Linked DNA regions of Homo sapiens: regions 1 and 2 are each linked to region 3. The links are chromatin contacts, found by Hi-C or POLR2A ChIA-PET in ENCODE. All regions are on one chromosome and are shown on one strand. The core of a region is the stretch at or near the end of the contact, and the rest is flanking DNA. Distances in the headings are between cores, read along the strand shown. Region 1 overlaps FNBP1 (formin binding protein 1). Region 2 holds the start of SPTAN1 (spectrin alpha, non-erythrocytic 1). Region 3 holds the start of IER5L (immediate early response 5 like).

What was found. A loop is a pair of places that touch in the nucleus more often than their neighbours do. ChIA-PET counts read pairs that join two places held with the same protein, here RNA polymerase II (POLR2A). Pooled maps may share reads with other maps.
Region 1: a loop to region 3 is called in a pooled map, with 13 times the contacts of the local background. The contact joins the enhancer-like site here to the promoter of IER5L in region 3. A Hi-C loop is called at or near these places in 1 of 37 single-sample maps with no recorded cell type and 7 of 50 pooled maps. POLR2A ChIA-PET finds 5 or more read pairs at or near these places in 3 of 52 experiments (SK-N-SH, activated B cell and activated CD4-positive, alpha-beta T cell).
Region 2: a pooled map shows a loop between it and region 3 (9-fold over the local background). The contact joins the promoter of SPTAN1 here to the promoter of IER5L in region 3. A Hi-C loop is called at or near these places in 4 of 50 pooled maps. POLR2A ChIA-PET finds 5 or more read pairs at or near these places in 2 of 52 experiments (GM12878 and activated B cell).

Annotation. Positions count from the first base shown.
Region 1 is chr9:129,886,776-129,890,963 of GRCh38, reverse strand. FNBP1 (formin binding protein 1) reads left to right here. Exons shown (of 17, transcript NM_015033.3): 17 at 418-3,777. The coding sequence ends at 425. Among named protein-coding and RNA genes, the nearest start is that of MIR6855, 19 kb to the right of the region's middle. RefSeq lists enhancers at 1,107-1,994, 1,949-2,038, 2,369-2,768. Within about 2 kb of position 2,428, at least 24 of the 41 ENCODE cell types and tissues checked have a DNase peak (open chromatin) inside an H3K27ac peak, as active enhancers do.
Region 2 is chr9:128,551,298-128,555,499 of GRCh38, reverse strand. It overlaps SPTAN1 (spectrin alpha, non-erythrocytic 1), which reads right to left and starts at 2,913. Exons shown (of 57, transcript NM_001130438.3): 1 at 2,804-2,913. It overlaps LOC101929270 (a long non-coding RNA gene), which reads left to right and starts at 3,087. Exons shown (of 4, transcript NR_188457.1): 1 at 3,087-3,132. RefSeq lists an enhancer at 1-464 and silencers at 656-950, 2,500-3,269.
Region 3 is chr9:129,176,714-129,180,365 of GRCh38, reverse strand. It overlaps IER5L (immediate early response 5 like), which reads left to right and starts at 2,105. Exons shown (of 1, transcript NM_203434.3): 1 at 2,105-3,652. The coding sequence starts at 2,314. The coding sequence ends at 3,528. RefSeq lists enhancers at 297-1,220, 1,221-2,144, 1,882-2,176 and silencers at 1,901-2,280, 2,511-2,850.

The DNA of each region.
Region 1 (4,188 bases), core at 1,179-3,678, 710 kb before region 3:
AGGCTGGTCTTGAACTCCTGACCTCGTGATCTGCCTGCCTCAGGCTCCCAAAGTGCTGGGATTACAGGCATGAGCCACGGCGCCCAGCCCCGGCCTCCGTTTCTTACTTTCTCTCAAAACTAAACTTATGAGAAAGACGAGTTGGGGCGGATGGCCTCATCAGTCTCCTGTTTGGGCTTCTCTTAACTCTGAAGGAAAGACCAGCTAAAGGCTAGAGAGAAAACCGTGAAAGTTCCTCATCTCAGACCCGCCCTGTGGTAACCGATTGCTCTAAGACGCCCCCTCCCATCCCTCCCCTCCCACTACCCTCCCCTCCCAGGGCGGTGCAGTTTGTAGCCAAGAGCAAAATGCCCGCCTGGAACCCGCGCCTTCCTCTCTAACAGAGAGTTTCTCTTTCTGTTTCTCTTTGTGTTGTAGATTCCTAGAGGGGAGTGCCTGCGAGCCTCGGGTGAGCCTTCCTGGAGGAGCCTCCGTCTGCTTGTTCCCACAGGCCTCCAGCGCCCTGCCCTGTGGACAGCCCACCCCTCCGCAGCCCCATCCCTGCGGGGCGGTCTCTCTCTCTCTCCAGCATGCTCCCTGCGGCCCTGCCCTCCCGCCCAGCCCGGGCCACCTCGTGGGGGACAAGTCTCGCCAGCGCCCACCCCCATGGCTCGGGTCAGTCCTCATCGCTCCCCCTCCCCACCCCGCGCAGGCCACTGAGACGGTGGGACACACGCCCCTACCTGCTCCTTCCTGGGCCCTCAGTCCACCCGGGCTCGTCCTGGCAGCCCTTCCGCGCTTCACACAGTGCCTTTTGTGAAAGTGTCATCACGGGTCCCCTGAGGAGACAAGGCAGGTCCAGCGCACATCAGGCGGACTGAGCACTCGATGTCATCCGTGTCGATGTCATCCGTGTGTCCCAGACTGTCTGCTGTAGAAAACACTTCCTCCTCTCCTGAGTCTGTGAAGTCCTCAGTGGTCCTTTTTGGATTCTAGGCTTGCACCTCATACTAAACATTGACCCTTTCACTATGCCCTCAACCTGGGAGCATCTGGCAGGCAGGGGGGCAGGTACACACACACCCACAGGCACACCCACCAGTACACACGCGTGCGCATACACACATTTTGGTTTGACGCCCTGTTTTCAGTGGCCTGGGGAGGTCCACACTGGAAGTCGAATTCCAGCTCGCCTTGTTGACTCGCCTGTGTCCACCGGCCATGAGGAGCCCACGCCTGTCCTCCCCATCACTTTCCTGTCCCTGAGAACTGTAGATCATGCGCTTGTGAGCGAGGCCCTCCCCTCTGCACCAGCTCATTGCAAAGCGAACATCCTCTCCTTTCCAGGAGCCCCAGGATTAGCATCTGAAAAGGGTAGCACTTCCTTTTTTGTTGTTGTTTTTTTTTTTTTTTTGAGACGGGAGTCTCGCTCTATTGTTCAGACTGGAGTGCAGTGGCATGATCTCGGCTCACTACAACCTCCACCTCCTGGGTTCCAGCGATTCTCCTGCCTCAGCCTCCCAAATAGCTGTGATTACAGGCGTGCACCACCACGCCCGGCTAATGTTTGTATTTTTAGTAGAGACAGGGTTTCACCGTGTTGGTCAGGCTGGTCTCAAACTCCTGACCTCAGGTGATCCGCCCGCCTCAGCCTCCCAAAGTGCTGAGATTACAGGTGTGAGCTACCGCACCCCGCCGAGGTTAGCACTTTCATCACCAAAGACCCCGTGCCTCTCGTGGTCCTTTGAGGGATCCCGCCGCCACCACCCTTGTATTTTATCACGTGCTCTTCAGGGCATGTGGAATTCGTTGAGTTTGCTTTTAGAGCCAAGTTTCTTTCCCTGTGTGGGTTTTTGAGGAAAACCTGAGGTCCCCTAATCTGTGGCCACCACCCCCCCCCCCCGCCACGCCTTAGAGCAGAGCAGCCCCTCCTCTCATTTGGTGCAGAAACAGTCAAGAGGAACCATTGGCCTAGAGCTCCTGTGACCGAGAGCGCCACGGAAGCCTGGGGATGACGTCGGGCAGCTTTATTCTTTGCTTGGCTTTGGTAACTAGGTGGTCCCCTCAAGCATCCTCAGTTCCTCTTGCTGTTTATGAATCTAAGACAAGGAAGTCCTATAGAAGCCAAAGGGACAGGGACGGAAAGGACAGGTCCCAAGGGATGGGGCTGTCTTTACTTGTGGAAACCAGGAAATTGCTCCTCTCAGCCAACCAAGGTTGACCACACACCACCCTTCCGGAGCAGCTCAGTCAGCCCTCGGGGACGAGAAACCACAAGCGCAGAGACGCTGAGGCCCAGGCAGGTGAAGAGGAAGTGGCTTTGGGTTTTTAAAGTAGGTGAGCGTGAGCCTCTCTGACTGCTTCTTCCCCGGGGGGGACTGCAAACCGCTCAGGGTTGCGGCAGAGCCATGGACTTCCGGTCCCTGCAACGGGTGACCTAAGCGTGGTGCACCCATCAGTCACGCAGGAGGACTGACTTGACAGACGAAAGACAAGCCCGGATGACACAGGGTGAGAAGAGTCAGGGCCGCACCTCTGTCCCTGCAAACCAACAGGTGCATGGTGAGTGTGGCAGTCCCCACAGCTCCACAATGGGCTCCCCCGCCAACGGGGACGACAGGGATCTTCAGGAACTTCTGACCTCACCAAGTCAAGTGGACCACTCTCCACTCCACGAGGATGTGAAACGGTTCTTTAAAATGGGATTTTAGAGCCTCGGGAATGCATGTGCGTCACATCTTTCATATTATGGGTCAGGATAGATTCATTTCTTGCAACATAGTGGAAAAGATATAAGCTGCAGTAATTTGCTCTTTGAATGACCGTCACCCCCAGTATAGGATATGCTTGTATCCCCCCGTCACTCCTCCGCCTGTTTTTTAAACTTTTCCACCACCTGCGTCCAAAAAGAATGTTATAGCGAGTGCTCTTAAATGTTGAACCTGGGTGTTGCTTCCGGGCCAGTCTGCGTGGCTCCATGAAAAGCTCACTGCTGCCCCAGCCGGGCTTCTTAGAGGAGGTCAGTTGTCCTATGTATCATCATTTACTCTGGGAATCCTACTGTGAAATCATGTCTGTATTTTTCTGGAGCAGTTCACATAGAGTAGAATGTGGAATTTCCCGTGAACGTCTCCTTCCTCCCCCGTATCTGCCGCCTGTCACTTCGCCACCGTGCTAGAATACTGTTGTGTTGTAAGATGACTAATTTTAAAAGAACCTGCCCTGAAAAGTTCTTAGAAACGCAGTGAAAGGGAGGAACTTGTCCTTTACCCAGTTTTTCCTTTGTAGGATGGGAAAGTATAAAAAGGCACAGAAGGTTGTCATGGGCTGTTCCTTGGGGGTTTTTATCCTGCTCACCGTGGAGATAAGCCTGCGGCTTGTCTAACCAGCGCAGCGCAAAGGTCTCGATGCCTTTTGGTAACATCCGTCATTGCAGAAGAAAGTTTACACGACGTCAAAAAGTGACGTTCATGCTAAGTGTTTTTCCAGAAATATTGGTTTCATGTTTCTTATTGGCTCTGCCTCCTGTGCTTATATCATCCAAAAACTTTTTAAAAAGGTCCAGAATTCTATTTTAACCTGATGTTGAGCACCTTTAAAATGTTCGTATGTGTGTTGCACTAATTCTAAACTTTGGAGGCATTTTGCTGTGTGAGGCCGATCGCCACTGTAAAGGTCCTAGAGTTGCCTGTTTGTCTCTGGAGATGGAATTAAACCAAATAAAGAGCTTCCACTGGAGGCTTGTATTGACCTTGTAACTATATGTTAATCTCGTGTTAAAATAAAATATAACTTGTGGCTCCGTGTCACGGGACTGTTTTGTTGCATGAAGATATGACCCTAGTTGTGGAAGCAGCCTGGTGTCATTGGAAGCCCCCTGGGCTGGGGAGCTGGCCCCTGGGAGGAGCTGGAGACCTAGATAGCTCTCAGTTCCACCCCCATCCACGGTGGAGGGGGAGGCTCTCAGACCGTGGTGACGTGGAATTCGGGCTGATGTAGTGCGAGGATTGCGAGAGGCTGCTTATGGCCAGGAGTATTTTTTGCATGCACATTCAACTGGTTGCTGCTCTAGCTCTTTGGGGACCTCATTGCTTGGGGCTGGGGCAGGAGGAGGTGGTGAAATGAGGGCACACCTGAGTTTCATTATTTATCTGGTATCACCAGTGCTCAAGCCGGTACTCCTGGTGGCGTGGCTGGAATCACTAGTTT
Region 2 (4,202 bases), core at 1,664-4,163, 630 kb after region 3:
CTTTCTTTGGATCATTCAACCTCTTTGACACGAATATGCCTTCACTGCAAGCCAGGCAAAACCAAAAAGGCAACCCGTTTTCTGCATGCTCGTCAAATACCTGGACTCTGCGTTTACGAAACGATGACAACATGATGGAGGAATGTGGAGTCTAAAGAGGGAGGGGGAAGAGCAAGATAACAAGCTTCTAAGGGCAAACGGAACAAAATCATGAAGAAAACAGATTATTTAAAAAATATGAATACAGATTAAAAATCCAATTTCAGATATTTTTTCAGTGTCTTCTCTCTGACATTCTGTATAGCGTCTAAATCCCACAAGGGATTTAAAATGTGGAAGGAGAACCAAGGTTCCCAGGTCTTGGCAGTTACTTTCTAGATATGCTGCCCTGGTCAAGTCTCATTCTCCTTGGGGCCTCAATTTCCCCACTTGTTAAAGTAATAATACCGAATATACTTTTTCAAACTAAACATGCCTTCCTCCTGAGGATCCCAGGACAAGATGATTCCTAAATCCCCTTCCATTCAGCAATAAAAGAGCATGACTTCATGAAATTGCCACAAAGTAGAACTCAAGCCACAAAGATCTGACTTGGGCCTAGTTTGCCAGTACACTTACTTTACAAAATACTATTTCCTGTTCAAAATTGGTACAAGAGGAATATGCAAAAAAGGTGGAAGAGAGGTGATGGTTTGCAGCACAGCTGCTCCAGTCAAGTGGCCCCCAGTGATGAGCTATGCAGTCCTCCTCCTCCTCCGCATTCCTGGAGTCAGCATTTGCCACTAGGGCGTTGCATTCTTCTACAGTACAGCCGCAGCTGATATGCTGCAACAGATGAGTGCGTAACTAGTGGGATCCCTGCATAGCCCACGGAGGACTGATTACAAAGGCAGGCCAGCCTTGAACACACTTGTCCATTCTTAGTGTAGATTCAGCAGTGACAGGACATGGGGGACTATTCCTGAGATCCACTTTTCAGGATCTGCAGTTGACCCCCAACTTTGGATGAAGGCAGGTAAGAAAAAGCAGAAAAAATTCTAACCCAGGGAACCAAAAGACATACTTAAAACAGCTCTCCCCATGTGCACCTCTTCATCATATTGCTTGACAGGCTTACACTGCAGCCTGTGACATACCAGATTTCTCCAATTATTAGATGACTACAAAACACACTGCCAAGACCAAAGCATATCAGAGAATCAGTTACTAGGCTGATGGTTTGCCATAAGAACTGCTTCACACTTGTCCAGGATGAAGCAAAAATCCTCCTTTCCAGTCTCTCCATCAAGGTCCCTGGATAACAGTTAACACACTTTGAGGGTCCCTTTGAGTAATTATTGGCCCAGTTACTAAAAAAGGCTTATTGTTAATTTCCTGCACAGAGGCCTTTACTGCAGCACTTTTTTTTTCCTCCGCAGCACATTCAATTTGACCTTTCAAAATCTAAGACATTAGTTAGCTGCAATGAAAGGGAAAATAAACGACTAGTTAAGGAGTCGGAACCTTGACTCAATGGCTTCATATAGCTGAGTGTTCCTCCTGCTATTTCCAAGATTTTCTGTTTCCTGGCTCCAAGACACCCCCACCCTTCCATCTTTGATACATTCTGTTTTACTTAAGGCCAATTGCTATGACGACGCAATTTCTCAACACATTATGAAAATACTTCATATGGCCTCTCTCCTGTTCTTCCCGAACAGCCATGATGGTAAGTTTTTCTAAAATAACATGATGAAGACAGAACAAAGGGCTTAAATATTTTAGGATCTATTATATAAAAGAGATCTGATTAGATGTTGGAACAGTTCAAGCATCATCTCAACCCAGCTTTCTGAGCTATTTAGGCTTTTCATTTAAAACATATTCAACTTTTAACAAGGCGCTTATTTAAAATATATTTTACTCTAGTACATCAGAGACTTTTGAAAGCGATGTTCTAGGGGAAGCGTCTAATCAAATTCTCAGGGACAGCTTTCAAACAAAAGACTGTTCTATCATTCAACAGTGGTATGGTAGAATTTTTGACACTGTATCTCGACTCGAAAGACCCAGTCCCAGGAAACACACACACAAACAAGAACGCTAAGCTATTAAGTTATTTGATTTGAGCCACATACCATGCAAGCACTGCATTTACCTATTATTTACAAGCAAATCACAACTAGGAAGAAAGAAAAATGTTTATTACAAGGAAAGAAAAGGAGACGGCCAGTCTCAGACCCTTCTGCGTTCAGAGAGACGGCAGAGATTCGCCATGCAGGATGAAATTAAGGTCAGAGAGCCGTTTACGCTATGCTCGGGCTCCCCGGGCTCTTCCTCCCTCTACGGCTGGCCGGCATTGCTGGTGCGATTCGGAAGAACGAGCTGCAGAAGTCGCTCCCGGCCGAGGGAAGGGACCGGGGGCGGTGCGGGGAGCGTTCTGCAGGGAGGCGGCTGGCGAAGATCCCGACGAGGGAGCCCCCACCCACCTGCCGCAGCCGGATGGGGCAGGGCAGGGCCGCGCCGCAGCCAGGCTTGGGGGTGGTTGGGAGGGACCCGGCGGCCTCGCGCCCCCTCCCCCCGTCAGTGACATTCCAGCGGCGGCGCCGAGCCTCGGCCCGGCTGCTCCTCCGCAGCCCACGCGCCACAAAAGCAGCGGCAGCGGCTTCCCCCACTCAGCCGAATGGAGGCAGCCCCGCGGCCCGCCCGGCTCACCTGTCCGCGCGCCGGCCCCGCCCCGCCTGAAGAGCTGCCCAGCTCCCACCCGGGGGTCGGCTGCCCGGGGCCCCGCTCCCTCCCGGAGCTCCCCGGCTGCCCCTCTCACCGGCTCTCGGGGGGTGAGGGGCGTGGGTGCGTCGGGCCGAGGGGTGCTGAAGGACCGAGGAGCCTCCGCGGCCTCCGCTCCACACCGTTCACTCCGCAGCGGGTAGTGGCGGCGACGCGCGCGCCCCGCCTCTTTTATAAGCGGCTACGCGCGCTCCCGCGGCGGGCGGGCGCGAGCGCCGGGGGAAGCGCCCCGGCGCTGCGCGAGGGGTGGGGGAGCGCGCCGGCGGAGCAAAGGGGGCGGTGCTCCCGCCGGCTCGCCGCCCGACCGCCCGGCGGAAAGGGCCGAGCGATCCCGGAAGGAGCCGAAGCGACAATGCGGGGGAAGAGGTGAGCGAGGGGCGGGCCGCGGGAGGATGGGGAAATGGGGCGCGCGCAAGGGGTGAGGGGTGATGGTGCAGTGAGGTCACTGCCTACGCCCTGGCGGTAGAGACGCTCCCGCCTCACCTCCCTCCCCGCAGCTTGCGCCCCGCCACCGCCCGCCCTGCGGACAGTCGTCTGCATCGCACCACTCCGCCCTGGGAGCTCTTCCAGGACTGCGGAGAAGGGCGGGGCGGGGGTATCGCTGCAGTCTGGCTGGGGATGCTGCGCGCCCCGGCCGGAAAAACGCCCAGTCCCAAAGGGTGAGATCACCCGAGTGCGTCTCTTCCTGCTCACTTTCCCGAGGAGGAGGCTGGCGCTGGGGTCCCAAGTCAGCCTAATTCGGTGGGGGCTGGGGTCAAGAAGACGCGGATGATTTGGGGCCCCGGGTTTGAGGAGGTGGTGAGAGGAAAAGGCCAAATCCGAATCAGAAAAAAAATTAAGTCGACTAATTTGGGGCATAAAGCTGTCATTCTGGGATTTGGAGAGTTAATTTCTTATGTTCTTGGAGATTATGGGGGAGGAAACGGCAGCGGCAAAATAATAATTTCTTACATTCCTGCAACAAAAGCTTTCTCACAGGTCGCCAGTGGAATAGGCTACATTCATCCTATTTCATAAACAAGACATTAAGGTTCTTTCTGGCACAATTAATCGAACTTGCCTTGTGTACTAGGCACTATGCTAAGTATTTCGTGTTACCTTTTCATTTCTTAATCTTTGCAATAATTTTATGAGATGTTTTCCCATTTTACAAATGGGCACTCTTACATAATGCTCATGTAGGCTAAGTCTCTTGGCCCAGGTCAGGCAGCTACCAATTGGAAGAGCTAGGATTTACATCTCAGCAGTCAGAACCTTCCCTTTGCAACCGTATGTGTATTGCCTTCAAATAGGAAAGGGAGGCATTTTGATGCGGGTGGCTGCTGGGGTGCAGAAAGAGAAAAATAAGATTCTCAGAATTTCTGATACTTAAAGTCCTAGCAGTTTAAGGTCCTGGCTCTAAACTCTGTAGCCAGAAGCCCTGGATTAGGAAGCCC
Region 3 (3,652 bases), core at 856-3,355:
TTAGTAGAGACAGGGTTTCACTGTGTTAGCCAGGAAGCTCTTGATCTCCTGACCTCGTGATCTGTCCGCCTCGGCCTCCCGAAGTGCTGGGATTACAGGCGTGAGCCACCGCGCCCGGCCATAAATAAAGTCTTTGTGTGCCTTTAAGACAGGCACCAGGGAAGTGAAGGGCAGTGTATTTTTACTTCTACGTGTTATCACCTGAGCAAGTTCCACAGCCTGTAGGTCTGTATCACCAATAAAATGTAGGTAGGACATCCTTTATCTGAAGTCCCCTGAAATTTCAATCCTGGCTTCTCTGGGAGGAGGCCTGGAGAGGTGCTATTGGTCACAGGGGCCCAAAGCGTTTGAGATTGTTCGAGGGGGCCAAGGGAAGGACACAGCACCAGCCCTGGGGCCATGTGATCTTGGGCAAGTCTCACGCTGTCAGTGTCCGAGTTTCCTCATCGGAAAAATGAAGTAAACACCCGCTAACTCTGTCTTCACTCTCAACGCCTGGCATGGAGTAGATGCTAAGAAACTTTTGCAGAAATCTTGGAAATTCTTAAGACTAAAGAAAGACCCAGAGACCACAGGGTGGGCTACTGGGTCTCTCCACTCCCACCAAGGGATGAAGTAGGTGCTGAGAACTCAGAAGGAAGCCCCAAAAAGCAGAGACTCAGAAGATCCCCTGAGGAGGCGGTGAAGCAGCAGGACGTCTGGTCATGGGCCTCCCCCCTGAGTCCAGCCCCACAAGGTCCACCTATCTCTGGGAGACTCTGCAGACCTCGTTCATCCTTCAGGGATCCACTCATGGACCCTCCTCAGGCAAACCTCCAGACCATTTCCAAGAGCCTCCAGAGCTGTCTGGGCAGCCCCCACCCCAGGCACCTTTGAAACCCCTGGGAGCAGCAACCAGCCCCCTTCAGGCCTCTTGGTCCAGATAGAGCGCCCCCAGGAATCAGCAATCCTGTCCCTCTCTTCTCCCACTGTCTCAGTCCCCAGCTGGGACCTGAAGGGTTCAGGATAAGAAGGAAAGCTGTGTCAACAGAAGTTAAGTCGGTGAGTCCCCGGGCCTTTGGTATTCACCTCCCGTCTCGAGCGCAGGGTCCTGTCCCAGCTCCTAGCTCCGCCCCCTGGGAACTGTGTGGTTCCCCAAGTCACTCCACTCCTCCGAGCCTCAGGCCCCTCCTCTACAAACGTTAGAGTGAGGCATTGGGGAGTTGCTGGGAAGGGCCTGCCCCATATTAGGCCCATAATAATAGTCCCTATTGTCATTATTATTAGTTAGGCACGAAAGGAAAGGTTACAGAGCTGGTGATTAGGGCACTCAGCGTTTCGGCTCCCAGGACGCTTTTGAGCCTCAGCTGGTCGCGAGGTCCACACACTCCCTGGGTCATGCCTGGCCTCGGAACTCTCTCCATCAGAGAAGGTCAAAATTCACGATGTTTTGGTTTTTCCTGTCAGACAAATGGGGAGGACTTCCCTTCCGCAAGCATTCCCAGAGGCCCCTCGACCAAAAAGTCAAGGAGTCAGGCCCTACATTCTCTGCGGTAGAGGGTACCCCCAAAACCTCGCTCCTTTGATGTTCCCCAGTGTCAAGCCGGCGGCTCCACCAGCCTCCTGTAGAGAGGCCTTGACTCCCGCGGGTCACTCGGGGGGGCGACAGGTGCGCAGGTGGAGGCGCCGCGCCGCTGGGGGAGCGATGAGCGGCGCGCACCTGCCGCAGGTGAGGCCCAGCCGTGCGGAAAGGGGAGGAGCCGTCGCCGCAGCACTCAGGTGAGCCGACCCCCGGCTCCCGGGACCTAAGGCGAGGGCAGCCGCGGGCTTCAACGTGGCCGCTGCCAGGCGACCTATGCTGCAGACTGCGGCCCCGGCGGCTCCGAGTCCCGCGCGGCGCGGCAGCCCCAGGAGAACATTCGAGGCAGCAGCGGCGTTGGAGGCCCGGGGTCCGTTCGGTATTTGAATAGCACAAAGGAACCGCCTTGGTCTGATTGGCCAGCCGAGTAGCCCCGGGGCGGGCTGCGCCTGTCACTCAGGAGACTCTCAGAGCTCCTATTGGCTCTTCTCATGTGGGGCGGGGCCCGGGCACCCGGCTAAATAGCTGGGGCCGGGGCCGGCCGAGACTCATTGCTTTGGCGCCGTCTGGGGAGCGCGAGCCCGCGGGTGGCGCGCGGCGCATGGTGGCGGCTCCTTTCGGAGCGCAGCCGAACCTCTGACCCGGACTCCGTTACCCCTGCCCGGCGCGCCCCGGCGGCCGGCTGGAGGCAGAAACAGCAGAAGCGTTAACAGCAGCAGCGGCGGCGGCTGCTCCGCCGCCGTCTCCGCGGGAGCATGGAGTGCGCCCTGGACGCCCAGAGCCTGATCAGCATCTCCCTGCGCAAGATCCACAGCTCCCGAACCCAGCGCGGCGGCATCAAGCTGCACAAGAACCTCCTGGTGTCCTACGTGCTCCGCAACGCGCGCCAGCTCTACCTGAGCGAGCGCTACGCCGAGCTCTACCGGCGCCAGCAGCAGCAGCAACAGCAGCAGCCGCCCCACCACCAGCACCAGCACCTAGCGTACGCGGCGCCGGGCATGCCGGCCAGCGCGGCCGACTTCGGCCCGCTCCAACTTGGCGGCGGCGGGGACGCGGAGGCGCGCGAGCCGGCCGCCCGGCACCAGCTGCACCAGCTCCACCAGCTCCACCAGCTGCACCTCCAGCAGCAGCTGCACCAGCACCAGCACCCGGCGCCCAGGGGCTGCGCGGCGGCGGCGGCGGCCGGAGCGCCCGCGGGCGGCGCGGGGGCGCTCTCGGAGCTGCCCGGGTGCGCCGCGCTCCAGCCGCCGCACGGCGCGCCCCACCGCGGGCAGCCCTTGGAGCCTCTGCAGCCGGGTCCTGCGCCGCTGCCGCTGCCGCTGCCGCCGCCCGCGCCCGCTGCGCTCTGCCCGCGGGACCCTCGCGCCCCGGCCGCCTGCTCCGCGCCCCCAGGGGCCGCCCCTCCGGCCGCCGCCGCTTCTCCGCCCGCCTCCCCGGCCCCCGCCTCCTCCCCCGGCTTCTACCGGGGCGCATACCCTACCCCTTCGGACTTCGGCTTGCACTGCAGCAGCCAGACCACCGTGCTGGACCTAGACACTCACGTGGTGACCACGGTGGAGAACGGCTACTTGCACCAGGACTGCTGCGCCTCCGCCCACTGCCCCTGCTGTGGCCAGGGCGCTCCGGGACCGGGCCTGGCGTCCGCCGCCGGCTGCAAGCGCAAGTATTACCCTGGCCAGGAGGAGGAGGAAGACGACGAGGAGGATGCGGGCGGGCTGGGGGCCGAGCCCCCCGGGGGCGCCCCGTTCGCCCCCTGCAAGCGCGCCCGCTTCGAGGACTTCTGCCCGGACTCGTCCCCGGACGCGTCCAACATCTCAAACTTGATCTCCATCTTTGGCTCCGGCTTCTCGGGGCTGGTGAGCCGACAGCCGGACTCCTCGGAGCAGCCGCCGCCGCTCAACGGGCAGCTGTGCGCCAAGCAGGCGCTCGCCAGCCTCGGCGCCTGGACTCGAGCCATTGTCGCCTTCTAGGGACCCCCGAGGGCACAGGGACCCGGGGCCCCGCGGGGCTGGGGCCAGACAAAGACTCGGCAAAGGGGCGAGAGGAGGGAACGAGCGGGCGCCGGGCCACTCGGGGCTGAGCTGGGGGCGAGCG